Linked DNA regions of Mus musculus: region 2 is linked to region 1. Evidence: chromatin loops called from intact Hi-C (ENCODE). Cell type or tissue: heart. All regions are shown on one strand. Each heading gives the region's core, and the rest is flanking DNA. Links, peaks and the distances in the headings are about the cores only.

Region 1 (9,954 bases), core at 666-8,665:
CAAGACAGCTGTATGAGCCCTTCTGACTTTTAAAGTCTCTTTTGAGAAGTCAGGTGTAATTCTGATAGCTCTGCCTTTTTGAGTTACTTGGCCTTATTCCCTAGCAGCTTTTAATATTCTTTCATTTTTCTGTACATTTAGTGTTCTGATTGTTATGTGGCAGGAGGATTTTCTCTTTTGGTCCACTCTGTTTGGTGTCTGTAAGCATCTTGTATGTTTATAGGCATGTCTTTCTTTAGGTTGGGGAAATTTTTTTGTATGATTTTGTTGAAGATCTTTTCTGGGCCTTTGAGTTGGGAATCTTCTCCTTCTATTTCTATTATTCTTAAGTTTAGTCTTTTCATAATGTCTCAAATTTCCTGGGTGTTTTGTTAGAAACGTGTTAGCTTTAGCATTTTCTTTGACAAATGCATCAATTTCTTTTGTTGTGTTTTCTACTCCTGAGATTCCATGTCGTGTATTCTGTTGGTGACACTTGTATCTCCATTTCCTGTTCTCCTTACTAGGTTTTCCATCTCCTCTCAGAGACGTGCTTTCTTTATTGCTTTCATTTTCATTTTCAGGTTTTGAACTGTTTTATTTCTTCCACCTGTTTGATTGTATTTTCCTGATTTCTTTAAGGGATCTATTCATTTCCTCTTTAAAGGCCCCTGTCATCTTCATAAGATTAGATTTAAGGGTATTTTTCTTTCAATTCAGATATGGTGGAATCTTTGCTGTAGTGGGATAGCTGGATTCTGGTGGTGCCATATTGTCCAGGCTTTTGTTGGTTATGTTCTTACGCTGGCCTTTAGCCATCTGGTTTTCCATGAACAGAAATAACTCAGAGAGCTATATCAACAAAGCCCACCAAAGCATGGATGCCAGCTCACACAAGCTGGAATCTCAGAGCACACTCCACAGTCTTCAGGCAGCTCAACAGGTTAAGGAGTGTCCTTCCAGGTGGCTCAGCTAGTCTTTGTTTCTTTCAGGGACCCTGCTGGTCTTTGTTCCTTCTAGGTAATTCAGCAGGTCTCCTTCCATATGGCTGGGCTTGACTGAGAGTTCCTGTGTTTTCCTGTATTGCATAGATCCTCGGTTTCTTCCATGCCTTCTGCTAGTTTTGTCCTCACTGAGAGGAGGTACTGGTCTCCAGTGCAATGATCCTTACAGAGCCGTGCCTCTCCTTTTAGTTCTGTCAGTTTTTGCTTCATATATTCTTGTAGCCTGTTCAAGATGCAGAAATGACACTAATTGCCATAACTGTGTAACTGTACCATCTTGTTAATAGATGCTTCTGTTATATCCTCCTTCAATTTACTTAAAGCTGTTTTGTCTCATGTTTGACTTTTCATTACTGTTTACACGGGCAATCTTTCTCTAATATTCTCAGCTTAAGGGTAGTCTTTTGTAGACATGTATGGTTAAATGACTTTTTAAAAATTACATTTATATATGTGTATAAGTGTTTTTCCTACATGTATACATATGCACCATATGCAATGCTTAGTGCTCAAAGAGGTCAGGAGACAGTGCAGTATCCCTTGGAACTAGATATAGATGGTTGTGAGGGTTACAGGATAGATGCTGAGAACTGAATCCAGGTTTTCTGGAACAGCAGCAAGCGCTCATAAACATTGAATCATCTTTCCAGCCCATGATTAAATCACTTTTTAAATTTTTTTCTGCCATCTATTTTAATTGGAGAGTTTAAACTGCTTATAGTTAAAGTAATTACTAGTAAGAAAGGTTAACGTAAAAAGGTTAAAGTAAAGAAAAGTTAAAGTAATTACTAGTAAGAAAAACAAGCTACTGTTTGCTTTTCATATGCTGATTTTTTTGTCCCTTACATCACATGCTATAATTTTCTGTGTTTTTCTAATTTTTTTCTAAAGAGATACTTAAGTTCCCATTTTTCTTTTCTTTCTTTCTTTTTTTAAATCTATTTAGATATTTTCCTTGTGGTTACTGTAGGACTGACATCTAATATCTTGAAATTGTTATCACCTCCAGATTGAATTTATCCCATCATGAATTCACCAACATGTAAAAGCTTTATTTCTATATAACTTCTTCCCACCCCTCTTCACTTTCTTCTTTATACTTTGTATATGTCCAAAAATGAACTAATAACTCTATTAGTTTTTCAGATCATATAGAAAACAAAAAAATGGGTTAAATACTTGGCCTTGTATTTACTTTTATTGAGATTTTTCCTACTTTGTTTTTGTTTGAGTCTTATTTATTTGTGTTGAGTTTTTAAGATGGTCTCATGTAACCCAGGCTGGTTATGAACTTGTTATATAGCTAAATATGACTTGAGTTTTTGGCTCTCCTTCCTCTATCCAACAAGTGCTGGAATTACAGGTATGTGTCACTATTCCTGGCTGAAGTTTTTTTTTTTTTACAACTCCCAGTTATTGTCATTTCATAAGTTACTGTCTAATGTTTTTTTTCCCCACAGAATTCCCTCTAGTGTGTCCTACAAATAAGTCTAATCATAAAGGTTTTTCATCTTTCTCTTATTTTGGCATCCTAATTTCTCTTTCACCTTTGAATGATAGTTTTGCTGGATAAAAGGTTCTTGGTAAAAGCGGGTCTTGGTGACTCACAATTGTAGTTCCAGCATGTGAAGGCTGAGGTAGGAAGATTATTGCATGTTTTTCAGTGTGGGCTACAGATTAAGACCCTGTCTCAAAGGATGATAAAAAAGAAAAAAGAAGAAAAGCCATTGCTAGTTGGTAGTAGGTTTTTGTTTTTAGTACTTTCAGTGTATCTAAAAATACATTTTAATACTAAATACTTAGATATTTAGTGCCAGATACATCTGGTGTCAAGAATTTCTGATGAGAAATTTACTAGTGACTCTATTTAGGGTACCTTTTCTTCTCTTACTGCTGTTACAGCTTCATGACTTAGTATGGGTCCCTTGACTGGCAGGCCATTACCTTGCTTGCCAAGACATTTACATTCATGTCATCTATCAAACTTTGGAGCTTCCAGCCATTCATTCTTCTATCTTCTTCCTTTGAAGTTACTACAGTATATATGCTGATCTGCCTTACAGGTCCATGAGATCTTCTGGGCTCTGTCTACTTTCTTTAGCCTTTTTCTTTCTGTTCCTGATAATTGCCATTATTCTCTCTTAACATTTTCTGGTTTCCTCTCCTGCCTGCTCAAATTCCCCTTGCACTCACTTTAGATAAACGGTTGTTTTAATGTTTATGTCTAAGTAGGCCTACTGATTTATTTTTGAATATTTATTGAATGGGGTATGTTTGTAGTGTTCTTTGTGGTTTTGCTTTAGGCAGTTGATTCTAACATGCTAAGCCTGGGCCCTGGAATCTGCCTAAGCATATATACATAGTGATTTTTCTGACACATCATGTACACACGTACACACACACACACACACACACACACACACACGTGTGCTTTTGAATGTCCTTATCTATTGGACTTCCAAAGGGATAGAAAGAAAATTAGAGAAAGGAAGGTAGCCAATCTCTTTATTTCCTGGAATTCACATTTTAGCAATAGTGGCTATAAAACAGTTAGAGGCAGCAGTCAATAATCAGAACACATATCACCATACTTAAAAGCATGGGTTTTTTTCTGAAGCCTACTTTAGCTCTGGAAAGAAGGAATTCAGTGCCTTAGAAAAAGCACATGTAGCTGAATTAACCATAACTCACTTTCCATCAGGCCTTTTATGGCTAGGTTTATGAAGATTTCTAGCCTTTCATAGACTCCATAGATCAAAGCCATTAGGGTCTGTCAGGGCTTCTGTCCAGGTGGGAAGATGGATGCCAGGTCCCTCTTGCTTTACCTGCTGTCATCTCTGTGTTTTCACCAAATCAACTTGTACCTTTTTCTAGTGCCTGAGATTGTGAGGGAGACCCAAGATCTCATCGAGCAAGGGGCCCTCCTGCAAGCCCACCGGAAGCTAATGGATCTGGAGTGCTCTCGGGATGGGCTAATGTGTGAGCAGTACCGCATGGACAGTGGGAACAAACGGGACATGACCCTCATTCATGGCTACTTTGGTAGCACACAGGGGCTCTCTGATGAGCTGGCTAAGCAGCTGTGGATGGTGCTGCAAAGATCACTGGTCACTGTCCGCCGGGATCCTACCTTGCTGGTCTCCGTGGTCAGAATCATTGAAAGGGAAGAAAAAATTGACAGGCGGATACTTGATCGAAAAAAGCAAACTGGGTTTGTTCCTCCTGGAAGGCCCAAAAACTGGAAAGAAAAAATGTTTGCCATCTTGGACAGAACTGTGACAACTAGAATCGAAGGTACACAGGCAGACACCAGAGAATCTGACAAGATGTGGCTTGTGCGCCACCTGGAGATCATTAGGAAGTATGTCCTGGATGATCTCATTGTTGCCAAGAACCTGATGGTCCAGTGCTTCCCTCCTCACTATGAGATCTTTAAGAACCTCCTGAGCATGTACCACCAGGCCTTGAGCACTCGGATGCAGGACCTTGCATCAGAGGACCTTGAGGCCAACGAGATTGTGAGCCTCTTGACATGGGTCCTAAATACCTACACCAGGTAGAATTTCTTTTATGTGTCTTTTTATCTAGAAACTTCTTTTTTTCTGCTTTTGCACACTGATCAACAGCTAACAGACAGTCTCATCCATTTTGAACCCATGTCTTTTTCTGGCTTGTGAAGGTCTTTCTGTTCTGCCTGCTGGTGACTTATCCTTCAGGATGAACTAGCCTGTCATGTTGGCACAGTATTTCTCCATGGTCTTTCCCTTTTCCCTCGAGCACTCAGTTGTGCACCATGGTGTTATTTTCTGTGTTCACTGTGTGCATTCTTGCTTCTTCACAGTGATTTCCTGAGACAAGTACAGTATTGCAATGTTTTGTAGGTTGGGAGCCTATAGCCCTAGGAAATTCAGTGACTTTTTTAGAGTCACCAGGTTGGTAAAGAGATCACAGCCTTTGTTTTCCTCACCAGTACACTGTAACAGTTAATTATTCAGATACAAACAGTTGTACACCAACTTAGTAGCCCATACCTGTAGTCCCTGAACTCAAGAGACTGAGTAGAAAGATGGTTTCAGCACAGTCTGAACAGAATAGCAGGACCTATCTCAAAGAATAAAGAAATAGCAATGAGAATATATAGAAAAATATCTAAACTATATAGAAAAATCGGTTACTCCTTTTGTATTGTAGCTTGAGACTATTGTTTTATGTGAAGGAACTGGGCTACTTTATGCATGAAGTAGTTATGTCAGTGGAAGGCTATTGTGAGATGCTTTAAGTTTAGGTAATTAAAATGGTTATTAATTTTAACTTTACTTTTATGGATAGAAAACAGTGCTATGCCCTTCTTGTTACCATGGAGAAAGAAAGCATGATTTAACAGTGAGGTTTATTTTGTGTATGTGTAGTTTTAACTTTATAGTAGAGTGTTTCTCTACCTCAATACAGAGAACTATAAACAGAGTGAAATTATTAGGCATGGGTGATGATCATTATTTAGTAATCTTTAAAAAACATGTATTTTATTACTCTTAATTATATGGAGATATGTATGTGTCTACATATGGTTATGTATACGTGAATGCAGGTGCCTTCAGATGCCAGGGGTAGGTTCTCTGAAAATGGGATTACAAATGTCTGTGAGCTGTCTGACATGGGTGCTGAGAAATAAACTCAGGTTCTCGCAAGAACAGCAAGTGCTCTTAACCACTGAGCCATCTCTCCAGCCCCATTATTTTGTAGTGTTTATATGTATAGGCCTAGACTTTATGCCTTTACTACTTTATGAGGTCCAAATAATCTCCATTATTCCATTCTCTGGTCTTTCACATTGTATAGCCTACACCATAGTATGTCATGTGTCCTAGACTTTTGTGAACCCAGTTGAATGTACATGAGACAGGTGGTATACTGTGATCACATCCATTTGGTAGCTGAGGCACAGAGGGAATAATATTTTTACTTTTCATAGCTAGTGACATGGGAGCAAGATTCAAAGCTGGAGACTGGGCCCTTACCCAGTTCTGTATACTGGACTGTGATGTGTGTTTATGGAACTTGCACAGCTCTTTGGCTCAGTTGTCTTTCTCTTGAGCCGTGCTAACTGTGCCTTTGTACTTCAGAGTTCTCTTCACATTGATCATATATGCTTTATTACACTGGACCGTGCAGAATTTGAGCCATGTTTCCTCTGTAAGCACAGGGCATTGGGGTTTTGGTGCCAGATAACCAAGATTAAACAAGTAGTCTTTTAATATGTGCAGGTTTTCATGAAGTTCTTTTTCACTCAGAAAGAATGCTATTCTAAATATATATTTGAATATAACTCATATCGGTGTTTTGAGTGATGAGTCCTAGACTTTTGTGAGCCCAGTTGCATGCACAAATATATTTTCTATGAAACTTAGCATTTGTTTCCCTGCCTTGTGCACAGTAAAATGAGTGTTATCTTTCTTTCCTTGTAAACATGTTTCCTTCGGTAACATTTATTTCTTGCCTTAGTCTCACCCTCCTATAGGGATTAGTGACTTTTATGACAGTGTTTACTGTTCCAAAAAACAACTTGTCCATTATCTTCTTACTTAATGAAGTGTGACAATTTGACAATTTCTTTTTGCGTGGTCCTGGTCTCAATTATAGAGACACAGTGAGTTCAGACAGACTTTTGTGGACGATTTCCTGCATTTGAATGCAAGCTCCCTATGCTTCTGGCACAGTGTGAAGAAGCCATATTGAGATTACATAAGTGGCTGTGTAGCCTGTATGGTGATATCATAGAGTGGCCCCCAAATCCTTGACCTTTCATTCTATGCTTTCCATGCATGGTCTTCCTGATTTTGTGGAGTTGTAGAAGTGTCAGCATTGAGATCTCTAGGATAATGCAATTACATGTCTAGCCAAACAGGTAGATTCACTTGAGAGTATTATCTGAGTATGCTGCTGCGTTTTGTCGTTTACATGTGCTTTTCACTGCAGTGCAGAGATGATGGGGAATGTGGAACTAGCCCCAGAAGTGGATGTTAGTGCCCTGGAGCCCCTCCTCTCTCCAAACATCGTCTCCGAGCTGCTTGACACATACATGTCAACACTCACGGTGAGTAGAATTAGGTTGCAGGCCCAGAAAATGCTGTGGTGGTTGTCTGTCTGTAATGTGGTGAGACATCTGAGCTAACTCTCAATAGATTAGCTGTTCCTCAAATGGTCTGGGCATGTACCTGTAAAAGAAGGGATACCTGACTCTGGCCTGGGTCTGGAGCTCATTTGAATGTATTTCACAGATATGGGAGTCTTTTCTGCTGGAGGACCCAACCTGTGCCACCTATCTGGCTAGCAAGACCTTATGTCTAAGAGAGCATGAGCCACCTTAGCAGTGTGTTCCAGAGAGAGGTGGCAATTTGGGGACAAAGGGGTCAGTCTCACATCATCCTCATAAGCATTAAACAGTCTCAGTAAGATGGAAGAGTCAGCAAAATGGAATCTAAGCCACTACTGAGAGTCCCTGGGTTCTGCAGAGCTGTGTTCTGCTGTGGCCTGAGATGACTGGGCTGCCAAGTCTGTTCTCTAATGTCCTGGGCCTAACCATCAGATGCTGGACTCTGGTTTTGTCCTCCAGCATAATTTTTATCAATAGTCCTCTTGATTCTTTCTCTTTTTATCTATAGTTAGTGTTTTGTTGGTCCACATACGAAAAGACCAGCATGAGAATTGCACACCAGTGAGCTGCATATAAAGTGTCTGCTCTAGCAGGCTCTGTGTTTGGAAGCAAGGAGTGCTGTGAAAAGCTGTATCTGGTCTGTGCAGCTGCAAGTGCTGCAGGGAGAATGTTGGATATAACTCAGAGCCTGTTCTTTCCTTTCCCATAAATCCAAACTCATAGTCCAACATCATTGCCTGGCTTCGGAAAGCACTGGAAACAGACAAGAAAGACTGGAGCAAAGAGACAGAGCCAGAAGCAGACCAGGATGGTTACTATCAGACTACACTTCCTGCCATTGTATTCCAGGTACAAGTGCCAGATGTAAAGGTCCCAGATCCCATGTGGTTAATAGGATCTGCTGGTTTCATAGACAGCAAATACCTTAGACTTTACACTGTAGATGTCAAGTACCTGCTTTCCCTGATATCCCTGTCTCTGCTTTCTGGAGCTAAAGAAACAGGCTCAGAATTACACTCACCAAGTAGTGTTACCCAGGATCACTTGAGATTTTCTTTTTGTTTTAAATTAGGTATTTTCTTCATTTACATTTCCAATGCTATCCCAAAAGTCCCCCATGCCCTCCCCCCCTCACTCCCCTACTCCCCCACTCCCAGTTCTTGGCCCTGGCGTTCCCCTGTACTGAGGCATATAAAGGTTGCACCAATGGGTCTCTCTTTCCACTGGTGGCCTATTAGACCATCTTCTGCTACATATGCAGCTAGAGACACGAGCTCCGGGGAGTACTGGTTAGTTCATATTGTTGTTCCACCTATAGGGTTGCAGATCTCTTCAGCTCCTTGGGTACTTTCTCTAGCTCCTCCATTGGGGGCCCTATGATCCATCCAATAGCTGACTGTGAGCATTTCTGAACTGGAAGTTAATTATATTGGTTGTACCTGGCGCTCCTGTTCTGTGCTCTTTTACGTTCCATGTTGGTAAGTGGTCAAGTCTTGTCTTCAGAATGACACATAATTGAGTTTAGTGCACACAACCATCCTCATGGCCCCACCTCTTTGTCAGCCCTGTTGTCACATTTTATCATCTCATGGTTATAGTGAAAAGGTAAATATTTCCCTGCGGTAGAACTCAGGCTGAAGGTAACTAGAAAATTGTGTGATGGGCTTTTTTGTCCCCTGGAGAAATTGTTTAACTTCATTATTTTTCAAATAGTTTTATTGTTTTCTTTGAATTTGGACTAGTCCAACTTCCAGATAATTTTTTTATTACTTATATACTTTCTTTTTTGACATTATAATATAATTACATCATTTCCTCCTTCCCTTTTCTTCTTCCAGACTGTTTCATATAACCCTCCTTACTCTTTCAAATTCATGGCTTTTTTTTTTTATTAATTGCTGTGTATGGCTACACATATATGTTTAATGTCATGAATACAACCTGCTTAGTCTGTATAATGTTACTTGTATATATGTTTTCATATTGAATAACCAGTTGGTATCTTCTTCCCTGGGAAGACTATTTCTCTCACTTTTAGCATTCTAGTTCTTTGCCGCCAATTCTTTGTCTAGAGTTGAGGCCTTTCTCTCATCCAAGTTAGCGTGTCTATCGGTACTGTCCTTGTTCAGGGCATGTTTTGGCAGCCATATTAGTGAGACTTGGCTGGTACAGCTTCTGGCTTTTCTAGAAGAGACAGTCAGTCTCACAGCAAACTTGCTGTGTTTTGACTCCTGCAGTCTTAACTCCCTCTCTCCACAGTGATCCCTGGGCCTGAGGTGCAGGAGCTGTGCTGTAGATGCATCAGTTGGCACTGGGCTCCACAACTCTGTGTTTTGATTAGTTATTGTTTTCCATAATAGTCTCCATCTCTTGCAAGGAGAAGTTTTCTTGAAGAAGGGTGAGGCCTACACTTATCTGTATGTCTTAGTCACTGTTCTCTTTTGCTGGGTAAAGACACCATGCTGAAAGCAACTCTTATTAAAGAAAGTATTTAATGGAGGACTTGCTTACAGTTCAGCAGTTTCGTCCATTAGCATGGTGGAGAACTTGGCAGCATGTATGGAGCTGGCCCAGTAGTTGAGAGCTTTCATCCTGATTCACAGGCAGGCAGGCAGGCAGGCAGGCAGGCAGGCAGGCAGGCAGGCAGGCAGGCAGGCAGGCAGGAAGGCAGAGACATAGATATAGAGACAGAGCAGAGCTGTTGGTTACCACTGATGTATGAATGCCAGCCACTACTGCATCTGTACCCTTCAAAGGCTTCATCTAGATCTGTTGAGATAAGCATGTGATTTTTGTCTTTAAATCCATTTATGTGGT
Region 2 (9,954 bases), core at 826-8,825, 220 kb after region 1:
CTATGGCCCCCTCCACTCCATCACATGTCACCTATTCCTATGAATCCCAGGCCACAGATCCCTCCCCTAGGTCATAGCCTTGACCCTGAGAGTGCCTCACCAGTAGTTTCTCCTGCCCACGCAGTTGTTCAGCCATTTGCAGTGGTGGTCAAAGCCAGAGACACATTTGTTGCAGGCGCTGCAATGTTTGGCTTTTTTGCTCCTGGAAGAGAAATTGGGAGAAACAGCTTGTTAGCCCCAAATGCACCATGAGAACCATGTGTCTACCATGAAATGGTGGGAGGGGCCTCCATCTGAAGACAGTGGGGAACTGGAAGTCTGTAGAAAAGACAAGGCCATCTTGGGCAGAGAGATGAGCCTATGCCCATGGGCATTATTCCTGGAAGGTGAACCCAGGACTTCCCTGTAAGTAGGCTTGTTTGCTAGATGGGAGCCTGAAAGTTCTATCTAGGAGTTGAAGGCTGGTAGTTCACCCAGTGCCTACAGTGCCTTCCTGTAGCCAAGTCAGTGTGCTATCCTGCTCAGGTTCCAGGGACTTTGGACCTCATCAGGCATCAGTTGAAATTTCCTTCCGTCCTCCCCAACTGGAAACGTGAGATTTATCAGAAAAACCACAAGGATGTAGCATGCTTGCACCCCCACCCACCCACCACCACCACCACCGCCACCACCACCACCACCACCACCACCATCACCACAAAGGGCCTGTGTGTAAAAGATGACCTGAGAAAGACAACACTGGGCCTCAGACTGCAGCTCTTCACACCAAGGGAGAGAGGTATTGGGAACTGGGAGGCAGAACTGTCAGCCTATAGGGTAGGGCAGTATAGTGCAGCCTGCTAGAAGGCTGTGAGCACATGACTGAGCCCTCCATGGAGTGCCACAGAAAGCTAGTGCCCAGCAGCACCAGGCTCATCTGGGCAACTGTGGGGCCACGGGTCAGCAGGACTCTATACCCAAACTCCGACTCCACTCACGCGGTAACCTCACACAGGTGGCAGTACTGGTTCTGAATCACGTGTGTGTGTTTGGACCTGTCGAAGGCCGGCACAGGCTGCGTGTAGTCCTTTTTGAGTCGGACATTGGTGTCAGCTGGATCGATGGTAATTGCGATCAAGTGCACGATGAGGTGGAATATGAACACCCCACCCATCACCTGGGCTGTCAAGGAACACACAGCCCTGAACCTGGCTGACATGATGAAAAGTGTCTCCCAGTAGAACAGACAGTGTCAGAGACTAAGGAAAGACCCTGGGACTCCTAGTCATTGATGCCTGCAGCATCCGAGAGCATATCCCATAGAGACACTTACTTTGGAGAACCAGACAAGCCAGCTAACTACTGGCCACACTGTGCATAAGCCCTGAAATGTCTTATGTGGCCAGGGACAAAGAAAAGCCTTCAAAAAGAGCAGTTTATACCTTGGAATGATAGCTTCAGCGGCTCAAAGTGGTTCACCTGGTGGTGGGTGTTTTCCATATGGGAAAGGCCTAGGATATAAGTAGGACTAGGCCAGGCCAGACCATGCAATATTATGTGGGTTCCATTGGCAGTAGAGTTACTGTTGGCCACAACACAGGATATGTTCACCAGAAACATGGTTAGGCAGCAGTTGGCGGGTACTCTCCAACCTCAGTTTGAGTTAGAGCTTCAGGGACCATGAGATTCTCAGGAACCTTTGGGTTTTGCCCATCTAAGCCTATGTGACCACAAGAAGAAGGTCTTTGTCCCCTCCATTCCTCCTCCTGTCCCTGGGATAATATACAAAAGGAGGTACTAAGTACAGAGGCTTCCCCTCTCTTCCCCTGATTTCTGGGCCAGGTGGACCAGTATTTACGACATCTCTAAAGGAAGCCAACAAAGTCCCATGCCCAACAGCCTAAGCTTGTGCCAACAGGCAGGCTACCTTGTGCCAAGGCAAGAGAAAGGCCATAGGCATATACAAGAGCCTCTGCAGGGATTTTAACAGGACATGGATAGTTAACTCAACAAGAAGCCCCTTTTCCCAGCCCTTCTAAGAGCTCAAAGTTGCTAGCCTGGCTTGTAGTGCTGATTTCCAAAGCCATCCTGCATGCTAGGGTTGGATTTTGTGGATGACATGTGTTGGGGGGGAACCTTAATGAAGGTCCCAAAAGAATCAGTGATGTAGGATAATCCTGCAAGAGGCCCGTATGCTGACCCAAACCCTGGTGCGGGCCCTGTCTTGCTCTCTCCATCTTCCAGCATGAACTGGGCAGTATGCAGGATTCTGGACATGGACACAGGACTGAGAAGCAGGTTCAGAGCACAGAGAAATGACTGTGAGGAAGACAGAAAGCTGTATTCCAGGAGGACCAGAGTAGGAGCTGATGCAGGACTGGATGTGTGTGTGGCTGCGGAGGCTTTTAGTACCTGATCTATTTATTGTAGACCAGATTGCAGCTATGGTATAGGTCAGTGGGGCTGGGCACAGGGTAACTCACAGCTGTTGATGCTACCATGACAAGAGTATGGTCCAGCATCTGTTCCCACTCCTTGAAGCTAATTTGAGGGCTAATATGCTTCCCTCGTGGCGATGGGTAATAAGGAGCATGTTCAGAACCCGGGACATTGGTGGGTGAGGGTCCAGGACATAGGAAGTCTTATACTGCCTGGGTTCTGTCTCTTTCCCTGTGACACTAGAACAGACCAGTTCTAATAGAAACCAGTAGGCAGATAGAAAGCCCAAGAGGCAGGGCAAGTGAGGAGCAAGTGAGGTAAGGCTGATGTCAACTGCACAGGCCCTCTGTGACTATACCTCATGATACCCTCATATCTTCTCCAAACCACCAGCATCCATACTCATATTGTTGGGGCCTCCTGGAACACAGGCCAATTATAGGGAGGTTATGGCTGTAAAGTAGTTCTCAGGGTACAACTAAGCCAGGTTCCCTTGTACCTGAACCTACCAAAGAGACCCCAAAGGACAACCAGTCCCCAGCCGTCACATGGAGTACCAGGAGGCCACCCTAAAAGCATTTATCTGTCACAAAAAAACCCCTCTGGTCACAGAGGGGACTCAGATCTCAGCCACAATCTTCAATCTGTCCATCTAGAGCATGGAGCTTGCTTACAAAAAACAAAGTTACAGCACATCTTTTATCACATTCTCCTGTGCAAAGCTTGTCCAGGAACACTCTGCCAGCAAACTTTTTACCACTCAGTGATATTCCTGTCACCCATAGGAATCATGCTGGTGACCTTACTCTATTATATTTTGTCTCAGATGACCTGGTTGGCCACTCCCTACCACACACCAAGGTGACATTCCCAAGAGGGAACCCAGAAGAGAAACTTCTTCAGGATCTGCCCCTGTCTTCTCTAGAGCCTTGTCTCAGTGGATAGCTAAATGTGAAAGAAGCAGGGTGAGGTGTCCTCCATGGAGGCCTCCCTCCAACTCCCTCTGGAAGTTTCCATGTGGGAGCCTATGAGAACCACAGCTGGCTGGAACATTCCCTAGCAACAATCTGTGTTTAGTAAACAAACAAAGGAAGGGCGCCAGCTCAGGACACCACCCTTCTTAGCCTCCTCGAACTAGTGACCTCTCCCTTGTCCTGTTTCCGCAGGAAGAGGGGAGGCCCAGGAGGCGTCAACATTCTGATACTGTCTGGATTCGTGATTCCTCCAGGGCAAATTCTGTGGCTGAGCTAAAACAGCAGCCTAAGACACGCTGTTTGATGGCCGCCGCCGCCCCCCCCCCCCCTTAGTTCACATTGCCTTGGCACAGCCCAGGACTCAAAAAAAAAAAAAAAAAAGAAGATTTCTAGGCTAAAGGTTTGGTATTGCACCGTGGGTCCTGTTGACTAAACTGTGTTTATTATCTAGCCCTTTGTCAGAAGGGGAGGAGTCCCACTGGCGACAGGACCCTCACAAGCCACCAGCCTGGTGAGCCCTTTCTTATCTGAACCACAAGAAGGATCTTCAGGCTTGTCTCTGGCCTCAGTGTTTCCTAGGATCCTCTCCACAGAAAGTCCTAGCTCTTCTAATCCAGCCCCTCACTTCCCAGCCCCTCATGGTGCCTAGCAGGTGCCAAATGATGCTAGTGCCCTCTAGTGGCTACAAACTAATACTAGTTTGAGCATAATGCCAATGCAACCAGGCTCCCAGTCAGGATAGTAAAAGAATTTCGGAGCTGAAAAGCCAAGAAGGCTGTAGGAGCTCCAGTGTCTCTGGACAAAAGCTTAGACTGAGCTACCAAGTTGGTATAGCAGGGCTCGGGGAAGAACGGGAGCTGAGGCATTTAGGTGTATGGCAGGAATGGCCCACTGCAGCAAACACAAAACCACCTGAAAGGATCCAGGGCCAAACAGGGCCAAGTTAGGAATAAAAAGAAGAAAGCAGTGATTATCAGGCAGTATGTGTCTCCTTAACATATCCACATCCTGACACCATCGTTGGCAGACCTCATTTGCAACAGAGTCATCACAAACCAGGTAAATGAGGCCACTGGGAAGAATCCTGTCCAGACCTTTAAAAAATGGCAACTGTAGACCAACAAGGTGATTCAACAGCTCAAAGGGCTTTCTGTGGAAGTCTGACAGCCTGGATCCTGGATCTCTAGAGAAAGAGAACCGAATCCTGAAAGTTGTTCTCTACAGGGATAGTGTAGAGGGCTGTCCCTGATTGTGTTGCCTGCCTGTGGATCCTGTTCTGGGCTGCCTTGCCTGGCTTCAGAGGAATATAGGATGTGCTGGGTCCTGCGGTGACTTGATGTGTCAGGATGGGTTGGTACCTGGGGTGGGGGTTTCTCCTTCTTGGAGGAGAAGGAGAGGATTGTGGGGAGGGGCTGTGTGAGGGGGGGCTGGGAGGAGAGGGGCAGCTGCAATTGGGATGTAAAGTGAGCAAATAAATTAATGGGAAAAAAAAGATAAGAAAGTTGTCCTCTGAACTCCACATACATGCTATGGTGAACGGACCACACACACAATATTTTTATGGGAAACATAGCAGACTGAATTCCCATGGCAGAAGGTGGGCCAACATCAGAAGACTGCATTCCCAGGCCATGGTAGTACTGGGTGACAGAGTACTACCCAGTGTCTTTCAAGAGAATGTGGAAAGATGAAAGGCAGGGAGGAAAGCTCCCTTTACAGGGCATAGATGGACAAGTTCAGGAAGGATGGCCGATCTAGAGATTTAGCACGGACTGTAACTAGGCTCCCACAGGTACTACACACTAATGGCAGCGGGTTGTGTTAACACCTGTATCATACTCTTGCTGAAACTTCCTGGTCAACCTGACAGGCCACGGGCTACCTAACATCTCAGAAATGCCACAGCCAAGCTCAGACTGGCAATCGCCATGCTCCAGTAAGGAGACAGAGAGTTTCTATCCCTACATTCAAGACTCAGAGCTGACTAGATTCTGGGTTTTTTAAACTTGTATAAGGGGTGTTTGGGAGACATTAGAAATTGCTGAACTATTGCCTGTTTTTTACCCATGCTAAGGCATTTAGTGAGGGTGCCATGTCTGGTGTTGCATAGAAAGAAGCAGGGCATTGAGCTATGGGCTGATGACTTCAGTATAATCTCTTATCCCTCGACATGGTTGTAGGCCCAGGAGGCCAATAGCCTACATTAAAGAGCACACAGGAACTTATGGCATCACTTTTCAACTCTGCAGACCTAGGGGGCTTGAGGGCTCTTGGTTAGAGGAGGCTACCCCAGACAGATGCTATTGGGGGACAGAGGGCCTGGGTGTCAGGACACAATGGAGGCTCAGTAGGCCAACAACAAGGTCTGGAAATTCTGGAGGACAAAGGAGGGTACAGCAGAGTTTGTGGGCTCCATACTAGGTATAGTGAGATGGGCCACCACTCAGAGTTGGAACTTGTCACCCTGATGAGAAGAGAAGGTTGGTGGAGTGCTGTGTATTTCAATAACATGACTCAGGTAGCTACACCTTTCTGTATCCCTCCATGGTGGACATTTGAACTTCCACATGGCTTAGTCTCTCGTGGTTTGAATGCCCACTCTATTTTGGTGACCATATAGAACCTGGGCTTTAGCAAAGACTCCTTTTGGAAGAGGATGCTGCTGGCTATTTGGATCCTGGCCATGGGGGAGCCAGGGATCTGAAGCTCTTCACGGAACCTGTAGTTGATGCCTGCAGGACATCCTCAGCCTGTCTCTCCCAGACAAGACCTGACATTGCAAGATCAATTGAGTAAAAGTGTGTCCAGGGTTCACATGTCTGGAATATATGTGCCCGGGATGTGTGCATATTCAGAGTGCATGTGCCAGGGTTATGGGGGCAGGGGTTCTTGGTCACAAGTGTGCTTGAAATGTACATATGCCCAGAGCATGTGTATCTGGGATATGTGCATATATGCCTGGAATGTGTATATGCTCAGGATGCATGTACAGGGTGAAGAAGTCTTCCCAGGATGCGTGTGTGCCTGTGATGCGCATACTGAGATGTATATGTGGTCAGGGTGAATGAATGTACCTGGGATGTAAGTATCACAGATACATGCACGTCCACAATGTGGACATATCCCAGGACATATCCCAGGATATGTATTTCCAGGGTTGCACATTGCCAGGTTGTCTGTGGGCTCACAGTGTACCTTCCAGAGGCATCTTTGGTTTATCTCTAAAAATAAGTCTTCTATGTAGCAAGACTACATGAGCAACTGCTCTGGGAATACAGGCAATGAGTGGCCTTCTTAGTTATGATTTCTATTGCTGTGATGAAAGCATCATGACCAAAGCCACTTGGGGAAGAAAGGGTTTATTTCATTGTACATTTCCAGGCAATAGTCCATCACTGAGGGAAGTCAGGGCAGGAACTCCAGCAGGACAGGAACCTGGAGGCAGGAACTGAAGCAGAAGCCATGGAGGAACACTGCTTATTGTCTTACTTATTATGGCTTGTTCAGTTTGCTATCTTATGCCATCCAGGACAACATGGCCCAGGGAAGGCATGGTCCACAGTGGGCTGGTCTCTCCCGCATCAATTATCAATAAAGAAAATTACCTACAGACTTGCCTATGGGCCATTTTCTCAATTAATCTTCCCTCTTCCAAAATGACTCTAGCTTGTGTCAAGTTTACAAAACTACCCAGCACAGTCCCCAAACTTTCAGGAAAAATATAGTAGCATAACCCTAAGTATATGTTGAGGAAGCCAATGACCTGCATTTCCACTTAAAGGTGAGAATCCCAAAGTTAGTTGAAAGAAGGAATAATAAAGATAAAAGCTGGAAAATTAAAGATAAAAAGAGGCCAACAGTCAAGAAAAGTAGTAAACTGTAAAGGTGTGTCTCTATAAGAAAGCCAGGGTGGTGATGCACACATGCAATTCCAGCATTGTAGAGGCTGAGGCAGGAGGACTGGATGTTCACAGTAAGTTTCAGGTAAAAAGAAAGAGGGTGGGTGAGGAAGGAGGGGGAAGAAGGAAGGAAGGAAGGAAGGAAGGAAGGAAGGGAAAGAGGGAGGGAGGGAGAGAGGGAGGGAGGGAGGGAGGGAGGGAGGGAGGGAGGGAGGGAGGGAGGGAGGGAGGGAGGGAGGCAGCCAATGAAGACATGTTACTATATGTCCTGAATGTAATACACACCTAATTCTATCACTTGAGAGGCTGAGCCTGGAGGACCACAAGTTGATAGCCATATTGGGCTATACAGAAAATCCTGTCCAAAAAAATTGTATCCTTCAGAGAGAAAATGAAAAGCATAGGACATATTGAGACTAATTTTATTCTAAGAAATTTGACATTTTCTTAGACATTCTAAGAAATTTCATGAGAAACACACCTTACTAAAATGAACATAAGATGAAGCAGAAAACCTGAATAACTTTTTGCCTGCTACATTGAATTCATTCTCAAAAGACTTCCCACAAAGAAGTCTCTAGCACTACGTAGAAAAGAACCAGACACAGCTGAACTGGGAGACATTCTGCTCCAGTTTCTTCAACCAAAGACCTAGAGGTGCCACACTGTGGGAAGCTTCACGTACCAACTACAAGTTATGCTACAATCAGTGCCCTGGGTTCAATCCCCAGGACTCCCTGTAAAATAATAAAGAGAACTGTGGTACTGGTAATAGGGATATTAGGAAATGAGTGATGGAGTTTGCTGTGTGCATTTCCAGGAAGATAATAGTATAGTGGTTATGAGTGTAGGAGCCAGGTCCCAATATAAACCACAGCACTTATGTGTGATAGTTTCTGACATCTGATGTTTTGGTTTTTTTTTTATTTTTAAAGATGCTCCCCTGAACATGCATGTAATAAATGAAAGACTTGCCATTTCTAACTGCTGTCATGGGTGACTGTGAGATACTACTGTATCCATTCTCAGCAAAGCTGACCCCCAAGATGTGACAGTATCTGCCCTGGCTCTTGTAACAGTCACTTGGCCCTGTGTCCTGAAAGGTCTCCTTCCACTACTCACATATGCCTAGTTCTCCTAACTCCTCGGACCTGCGGAATGCCATCCAAAGCAAAGTCCTCTATAGAGAGCCTACACCCAGAGTATGTAATGCCGCCCAGGTCTCAACTATGGCTTGTGGATGCAATTTCCTGAGCATAGGTCCACTTTGCACCACTGTGGCACTGGTTCTAAGTGGATTGACCCCTAAGGGTCTGGTCTCCCTGATCAAATGCCCACCCTGATATACACCATGCCATAAAGAAGTGAGTATGGATCTAGATCTTCCCACTGCCCTGGGGAACCATCTCTAAAGGCCTGTCCAGGAGCAGGGCTCCTGTCTACTTTCCATGCTTTAGGGATGGGCTCTATAGGGCTAACCAAGCACACTAGCAGGCTGTGAGTCAGTGACAGCCAAGTTATATGCTTCTGAAGTCCTTTCTTATTGATTTGGCTACTCTGTGAGTCAACAGAGAAGGGCCTTTCTGTACACTGTAAGAAATATGTGACTGCAGTCTATACCTGCTTCCCTTTCCTTGGGTCACCACTTCCAGGAACCCTACTTGTCACTTTATATCTAGCAGACTCTAACATTCAATAGCAAGAACACCTTCTATCAGGAAATATGGGGTCATAGGGCTGACTTCAGGGCCACAGGAACTAATAGTCTAGGCAGAGACAGAGCCCACTGCATAGGCATGATGGGACTCAGGGCAATTCTCTTGAAGACCTTCAGAAACCCTCCCCCTTCCAAAAGACATGTAGCCCAGGGGCCCACCCTTCTAGTACAAAGGATACAATATTGGCAGCATATTTCCAGCTATATGGCAGAAAGGGGATGAAGATCCCAAAGGTGACAATGGACATGGCCAGGTAGGTGATCCAGGATATTGCCTGAAAGGAGTGGAGGGGTGGTGACCAGCCATTCACCCTAGACAGAGGGCGTGGTAGGAACTTCTTCACATTGTTTTCCTGGGCTTCTGGGAGGACCCAGTTCTTGTTGATGCCACAGATGTTCATCTGAGAGACATAAAGGGCACAAAGCTGTCTATTCCTGGTCATAGAAAGAATGTCTTGCAATACCACTTGTCATTGTCAGGGGGTTACCAGAACCTGGGCCAGAGCTGATATCTATATGACTAGGGTTTGCAGGAGATCCCTATCATGACAGATAGGTTTGCAGCTCCCAAAATAGTGGGCACAAGGCTGAGTATGTCTAACCCACACCTCTGTGAGCCCATATTTTCATGAATAGACCCCTTGGTTAGGTCAGATATGCAAGAGTACCACTTCTCTCCTTGACCCAATTCTGTCCCAAATGTTCAAGTGACGAATATTAGAAAAGACATAAAGAGAACAACACTGAGGTCTTCTTATATAAGAACCCAAATGCACCCACTTTCATAAAACCCTACTTCCCAGTACACTTCCTTCTAGAAAGGTACTGCTGTCAAGGGAGAGCACTCGAGAGGGGGCTCAGGACAAGGAGAGCAACGGTACACTGATTTCACAGGGAAAGGGACCTGGCAGTGAGCCAACAAGATGAGCCCCCATCTTCCTACCAG

What was found. Hi-C counts contacts between places; a loop is a spot of excess contacts. Peaks named below come from ENCODE experiments on the same cell type or tissue, not always from the same donor. Only the 100,000 strongest peaks of a DNase experiment are listed, where the experiment ranks them.
Region 2: it touches region 1 in a loop (2.7-fold over the local background); 5 of 42 quality-filtered maps call a loop at or near these places.

What each region holds. Positions count from the first base shown.
Region 1 is chr13:74,187,193-74,197,146 of GRCm38, reverse strand. It overlaps Exoc3 (exocyst complex component 3), which reads left to right. Exons shown (of 13, transcript NM_177333.4): 4 at 3,858-4,539; 5 at 6,960-7,077; 6 at 7,861-7,986. Among named protein-coding and RNA genes, the nearest start is that of Exoc3, 17 kb to the left of the region's middle. In heart, for the core only: a CTCF peak has its summit at 4,326 (motif pointing left); no DNase peak of the experiment used is centred there.
Region 2 is chr13:73,964,805-73,974,758 of GRCm38, reverse strand. Zdhhc11 (zinc finger, DHHC domain containing 11) reads right to left here. Exons shown (of 10, transcript NM_027704.3): 2 at 9,188-9,409; 3 at 978-1,156; 4 at 101-202. Among named protein-coding and RNA genes, the nearest start is that of Zdhhc11, 5.9 kb to the right of the region's middle. In heart, for the core only: a CTCF peak has its summit at 4,071 (motif pointing left); DNase peaks (open chromatin) are centred at 3,508 and 3,988; H3K4me3 peaks cover 279 bases; H3K27ac peaks cover 1,611 bases.